Regions from separate parts of the Homo sapiens genome. Here region 1 is linked to region 2. Evidence: chromatin contacts called from ENCODE Hi-C data. All regions are on one chromosome and are shown on one strand. The core of a region is the stretch at or near the end of the contact, and the rest is flanking DNA. Distances in the headings are between cores, read along the strand shown. Region 1 overlaps MAML3 (mastermind like transcriptional coactivator 3). Region 2 overlaps LOC105377622 (a long non-coding RNA gene).

Region 1 (3,232 bases), core at 170-2,669, 140 kb after region 2:
AAGCAATTCTACATTGGTTAAAAGTTCATTAGTGTACAACAATAGAAGCTTGATTAAATAAATTATGGTACATCCATACCATGAATACTAGGCAGCCAATAAAAATCATGCCTCCTTAGACTATCTAATCACATAGGAAAAAGCTTACCATATATAGTTAAGAAAGGCAGGGGAGGAAAGCAGTTTTTTTTTTTTTTTCTTTTATGTCCTCAGGTGTTAAAACTAAAAAAAAAAAAAGAAAAAAGCAGTTTCTAAAAACACTAGCCACTGGATAGTCTTGTTAGACAAGAATTATAAGGGATTTTTATTTTTATACTTTTTCAAATTTTATATTATGAATATATATTACTTTTAGTATTATTTTTAAAAGCTTGTTAAGAATAAGGCTAAACTATTATGGAATGAAATGTAGAGTTCAAGAGGGGCCCAGGTTATGTCTGGGACCTGGACTATTTCTCCCTGAGCCCACCTTACGCTCTAGAGGGTGTAACAGACATGCTTAAGTGGCAGGTCCCCTTTTAAAACCTGTACATGGCTTCCACAACTGGGCTTGGATACAGGTTCAGCAACTAGGTCGGCTTTACATTGCTGCCACAAAGAGCTCCTAAGTCCCAGAGGAAGGGTACTGACCATCTTCCAAGAATTCTTTGGTCTACCTGGACAAGCCTGCTCTCTGTGGCACCACCCAGCTCTCTGTGGCTTTTCTCTGTCTTAGGCTTGAAGCCACAGTGCATGGCCAGAACCAGCCAGACCTTTGGAGTTCAAGAACTCGAGAGGTGGGTGAAAACTGCCATTGCCTCCACAGACTGTCTTCTCCGTGGAAAGAAGACCTGAGTCACCAGGGCTGGGAAACCTGCACCACTGAGACGAGCACAGCCTCTGCCGGCATGCAAGTGGCCGCTGTCAGGACACATGGACTGAAAGTGGTTTGTCAGCTGCTCCATTAGGTTTTTTTTACCCATATGTTTGCTACCTTTCTTTCCTTGATTTAAAAATAGGGAGGGGGAGCAGTCTCAGCTGTCTTCAGCTGCTAGGGAGATTTTTTTCCCCCTCCTGAGCTACTGTTTCCCCCAACCCGAGCCTTTCTCTCTTATTGTACCCACCCTTTCTGATGAAGTCATCAAAGCAAAGATTGCATAACTGATGCATAGGCCTATCTTGTGTTATACTGGGAGACAGGCCAATGTTTCCATTAATAGACAAGAGCACCACCACGCTGCCAAATGGAGCTCTCTGCTGCAACCACTACAAGACAGGAAGAAGGGAAGGGAAGGGAAGCTGAGTGCTCAGGGCATGCTGTGGAGGGAAGGCGAGGGCACTTCCCGCCGTCATCTCCAGAACCGCCACAGCCTTGGGAGGGGGGCTGAGAGAGATCAGTGCTGACTGCCTGAGAAGAGGCCTTCCACAAGCTGCCTTTCTGGTGTCCCCATGTTCTTCCTTCCTTCCTTCCAGAGGCCGTGAGAGGGAGGGCCCGTGTCAGCCTGCTCTGCCGGTTTCCCGACTGCTGAACCTGTCTGTGGGAAGCTGGGTTTGACTATGTGATGCTGAGGCTCTGAGAGGAGGGCTACCCTTTTCCCCACCCTCGGCCCCCATTCCTATGAGTAGAAGCCTGCCCAGCTGCGGTGGTGGGGTTTGAGGAGGCTAGGACTTAGAGCAGGGAAAAACAAGGAAGCAGAATGAAAAACAGAAACACTTAGAAATCTGGGATTGGTACTTCTCCTTATGTAAAGATTGTGGCTGACGACCAGCTTCTTAGAGGAAGCAAGTCTAGGAGAAGGGCTCATACCTGGTCCGTGAGGGCCTATGGGGGATCAGGGCATAAGACCACCTGACCCTGGGCCTTGCATCCACAAGAACCTTGAGTTTAGATTTTTAGACATATTCTTCGAACAAGGTTTTACATATATAGTCACTGAGAAATCCTGAGAGGATTGAAAAATAGCATCTATTTTACAGCTTTAAATTGTGCCCTGAGCTGAGCGTGGTGGCTCATGCCTGTAATCCCAGCACTTTGGGAGGCTGAGGTGGGAGGATTGCTTGAGTTCAGTTCAGGACCAGCCTGGGCAACAGCAAGACCTCATCTCTACTAAAAATAAAAAAATTAGCTGGGCATGGTGGTGTGCACCTGTAGTCCCAATTACTCAGGAGGCTGAGGTGGGAGGATCGCTTGAGCCTGGGAGGTTGAGGCTGCAGTGAGCTGTGATTGTGCCACTGCACTCCAGCTTGGGTGACAGAGTGAGACCCTGTCTCAAAAAAAATTCTGCCCTGTTATTAGATCGGGCTGCTCTAAGTCCATTATCAATTAACATTCTTTATATGTCCTGTGTTTATCTTGTGCACGGTATAATTGCCCTATGCTGTATTTTTTAAAATAAAAACATTGCATTTTTAAAACGCCCTATTGTCATTTCTTCATTTTGTAAATATACCTGGGCACTCCAAAAAATAGAAATGGCTCAGGTATTTTCTTAACCTTGAAAGACTTGGAGACACACGGGCATAAAAATAAGTTTTAGAAAGAATATAGCACTCAAAGAGGTCTAACACAGCCCTTGACTCCACGCCACACATACACATGGTAACCTGGATAAAGGAATCTGGAAACAATGAGAAATCATCCTCTCTACAGATCTTAAACTTTTCTTTTCTTTTCTTTTTTTTTTTTTTTTTGAGAGAGAGTCTCGCTCTGTCAGCCAGGCTGAAGTGCAGTGGCACAATCTCGGCTCACTGCAACCTCCGCCTCCCGGGCTCAAGCAATTCTTCTGCCTCAGCCTCCCTAGTAGCTGGGATTACAGGCGTGTGCCACCACGCCCGGCTAATTTTTGTATTTTTAGTAGAGGCAGGGTTTCACCGTGTTGGCCAGGCTGGTCTCAAACTCCTGACCCCAGGTAATCTGCCCGCCTTGGCCTCCCAAAGTGCTGGGACTACAGGCGAGAGCCACCGCACCTGGCCGTCTTAAACTTTTCACTCTTTAATCAGAACTCTTCTTGGGAAGCATGATTCAGCAGTGCTTGGCTTATAGTAGGCGCTCATAAAGGTTTGCTCTTAGTATCGTCCCTATTAATAATGAGGAAGTTAGAAACTTTAGGTGGGGCCTATATTTTCAGCTCAGATTTTGTTGGTTCTTAACGGTCACATCAGTTCCTCAGCTGTGTAAAGGAAAACATCCCTGTTTACAAATGACCACTTTTGCTTAGGATAAAAGTTAAGTTGGTAGCTAAATATGAAATGA
Region 2 (3,277 bases), core at 397-2,896:
AGAGACTAGAGTCATGTAACCCCAAGCCAAGGAACGCCTGGATCCACCAGAAGCTGGAAGAGACAAGGAATAGAATATCCTCTACAGCAGGGGTCTGCAACCTCTGGGCTGCGATGGTACTGGTCCATGGCCTGTTGGGAACTGGGCCACACAGCAGGAGGTGAGCGGCCCCATGAGCATTGCCACCTGAGCTCCACCTCCTGTCAGAGCAGTGCCATTAGATTCTCATGGGAATGCAAACCCTATTGTGAACCACACACGTGAGGGATCTAGGTTGCGTGCTCTTATGAGAATCTAACTAATCCTTGATGATCTGAGGTGGAGCAGTTTCATCCCGAAACCATCCACACACACACCCACCACCCTGCTGCCTCTCTCCCCCGGCACTCCTGCCCCTGTCCGTGGAAACATGGTCTTCCACAAAACCGGCCCCGGAAGGATGAGGACTGCTGCTCTAGAGCCCCTGGAAGCAAGAACCCCTTAATCTCAGACTTCCTGGCCTTAGAACTGTGAGAGAATAAATTTCTGTTGTTTTAAGCCGCCAAGTTTGTGGTGATGTGTTACAGCAGCCCCAGGAAACCGATACGGTCATCTTTAATGTTTCTCTTATTTCTCTTTCTGTGGAGCCTTACCTCCAGTCTCTCAGTAAATCCTGTTGGCCCTATCTTCAAAATATACCCAGAATCTGCCCACATCTTACCACCTCCATAGCTACCTGCTTGGGCTGAGCTCTCAGCATCTCTTGCCTGGAGTATTGCAGTCCTACTAGTCTTCCTGATCCTGCCCTTGACACCCCCGCCTCCAACCCCTGGTGATCCTTTTAACATGGAAGTTGGATCATATCATTCCTCTAGTTACTGTCTCAGAGTATGAGTCAAACTCTTACAAATAATGGGGCCAGGCAGGGTGGCTCACGCCTGTAATCCCAGCACTTTTGAAGGCTGAGGTGGGCAGATCACTTGAGGTTAGGAGTTTGAGACCAGCCTGGCCAACATGGTGAAACGCTGTCTCTACTACTACTACTAATAATAATAATAAAACCTAGCTGGGCATGGTGGTGGGTGCCTGTAGTCCCAGTTACTCGGGAGGTATAGCAGAAGAATCACTGGAACCCAGGAGGCAGAAGTTGCAGTGAGCCGAGATTGTGCCACTGCACTCCAGCCTAGGTGACAGAGCGAGACTCCGTCTCAACCTTCATGATCTGGGCTGCTTCTGTGATGTTTCTAACCTCTTCTTAGACTGTCTCTCTGCTGCTGCTTACCTTTTCAGCCACAATGGCCCCTTTGCTTTTCCTTAAACACCCCATTCATGTTTCTGCCTCAGGGCCTTTGCACTGACTTTTTATTTTGTCTGAAACACTCTTCCTGCAGATACCTAAATAGCTAACTCCCTAATCTCATTCAAGTCTTACTCAAATACCATCCTCTCAGTGAGGTCTCCCCTGACCACCTTATTTAAAAATACAACCCTGAAACACTCTTCTTCTTCCTCCTTCTTTGCTTTATTTTTCTCCATAGCTCTTATTGCCATATAAATACCATATATCTTACTTGCTTATTTACTTATTGTTTTTCTCCACCTGCTAGAAGGTGAGATCCCTGTGACTAGGGAACTGGGGAGATCTTTTTCTGTTCACTGCTGTAACTCCAGCCTCTAGAACAATGCTTGGCATGTAGTACGTACTCAACTCAGTAAATATTTGTTTAATGAATAATTGAAGGTCAGACAGCCTCAATGCATGGTCTACAGAAATAAATGCAATAAGATGACGCATCCTATCTGCTGTCTCATGCTCCCTCTCATCTTCTGGAGACAAAGAAGAGGGAGAGATACGTGTGCCATCAGAAGCTGCACTTTAAAAAATTAATTAACAATTGTGGAAAAGTATACATAACATTAAATTTACCATCCTAACTTTTTTTTTTTTTTTTTTTTTGGAGACAGAGTCTATCTCTGTTGCCCAGGCTGGAGTGCAGTGACGTGATCTCGGCTCACTGTAACCTCTGCCTCCTGGGTTCAAGCGATTCTCGTGCCTCAGCCTCCTGTGTAGCTGGGATTACAGGCATGCGCCACCATGCGTGGCTAATTTTTTTGTATTTTTAGTAGAGATGGGTTTCACCATGTTGGCCAGGCTGGTCTTGAACTCCTGACATCAAGTGATCTGCCCACCTTGGCCTCCCAAAGTGTTGGGATTATAGGTGTGAGCCACCGCGCCTGGCCCATACTAACCATTTTTCAGTCTGCAACTCAGTAGTAAGTACATTCACATTGTTCAACTAATCTCCAGAACTTTTTCATCTAGCAAAACTGAAATACATCCATTACACACTAACTCCATTCCCTTTTTCCCCTAGCCCTTGGCAACCACCCTCCCTTCTACTTTCAGTTTCTATAAATGTGACTAGTCTAAGTACCGCATATAAATGGAATCATACAATATTTGTTGTTTTGTGACTGGCTTATTTCACTTAGCATCATGCCTTCAATGTTCATCCACGTAGCATGTATCAGAATTTCCTTCCTTTTTAAGTTGAAAGCTGTACTTTTGAGTGACACCTATTATTCCACCTGGGCTTCCCTGGAGTGATCCAGTTCCCTCATTACTTTCATGGCTGGTCCAGCACAGCACAGGTGACTAAACTTGACTTCAGGGGGAAGCAATGAGGTTGAAAACTTCGTGTCATGGGGTGTCCCACGAGCTCTGTTTCCTGTGGTGTCAGTTGGCTTTGCTGGCCATAATGAACTCGGGCCCGCTGCTTGGGCGTGCAGAGGGGACCTTGCAGGCTTCTAGGTTAGAGCAAACCTTTTCCCTGCCACACAGCCTTTCCGGTACCCACACAGTCTTTGGCATGATCTTTTGAAGGAGATTTGCCCCCGTTTCAGTGGGTGCAAGTCAACTCATCATTCCACGAGATGATTTTGATAAGCCTTGAGAATTCACTCCAATGTCAAGCAGTCTGTCAGACCAGAATTAAAGTCCTTTCATAATGAATCTGTCTCCAGGAGAAGTGATTGTTCTGGCTTAGGCAGAAGGAGAGAAATGGGGCAAAGAAGAGTAATTCTCATTGCTGATAGTCAGGTCCAGGGAAGGCTGTTTAGTAACTGAGGGAGAAGGATTATATATATATATAAACATTTTTTTGAGACACAGCCTCGCTCTGTCTCCCGGGCTGGAGTGCAGTGGCACAGTCTCAGCTCAAATCATTGCAACCTCTGCCTCCCAGGCTCAAGCGATTCTCATGCTTCAGCCTCTCGAGTAGTAGCTGGGATCACAGGC

What was found. A loop is a pair of places that touch in the nucleus more often than their neighbours do. Pooled maps may share reads with other maps.
Region 1: a loop to region 2 is called in a map of mammary epithelial cell, with 2.8 times the contacts of the local background. The contact joins two enhancer-like sites. A Hi-C loop is called at or near these places in 3 of 168 maps with a recorded cell type or tissue (Caco-2, K562 and mammary epithelial cell) and 5 of 50 pooled maps.

What each region holds. Positions count from the first base shown.
Region 1 is chr4:139,739,497-139,742,728 of GRCh38, forward strand. The region is part of intron 2 of MAML3 (mastermind like transcriptional coactivator 3); the gene reads right to left. It also overlaps a transcript of MGST2 not described here. Among named protein-coding and RNA genes, the nearest start is that of MGST2, 75 kb to the left of the region's middle. RefSeq lists an enhancer at 950-1,450. Within about 2 kb of position 1,420, at least 27 of the 41 ENCODE cell types and tissues checked have a DNase peak (open chromatin) inside an H3K27ac peak, as active enhancers do.
Region 2 is chr4:139,598,470-139,601,746 of GRCh38, forward strand. It overlaps LOC105377622 (a long non-coding RNA gene), which reads right to left. Exons shown (of 6, transcript NR_171655.1): 6 at 1-3,102. Among named protein-coding and RNA genes, the nearest start is that of QKILA, 23 kb to the right of the region's middle. Within about 2 kb of position 1,647, at least 2 of the 41 ENCODE cell types and tissues checked have a DNase peak (open chromatin) inside an H3K27ac peak, as active enhancers do.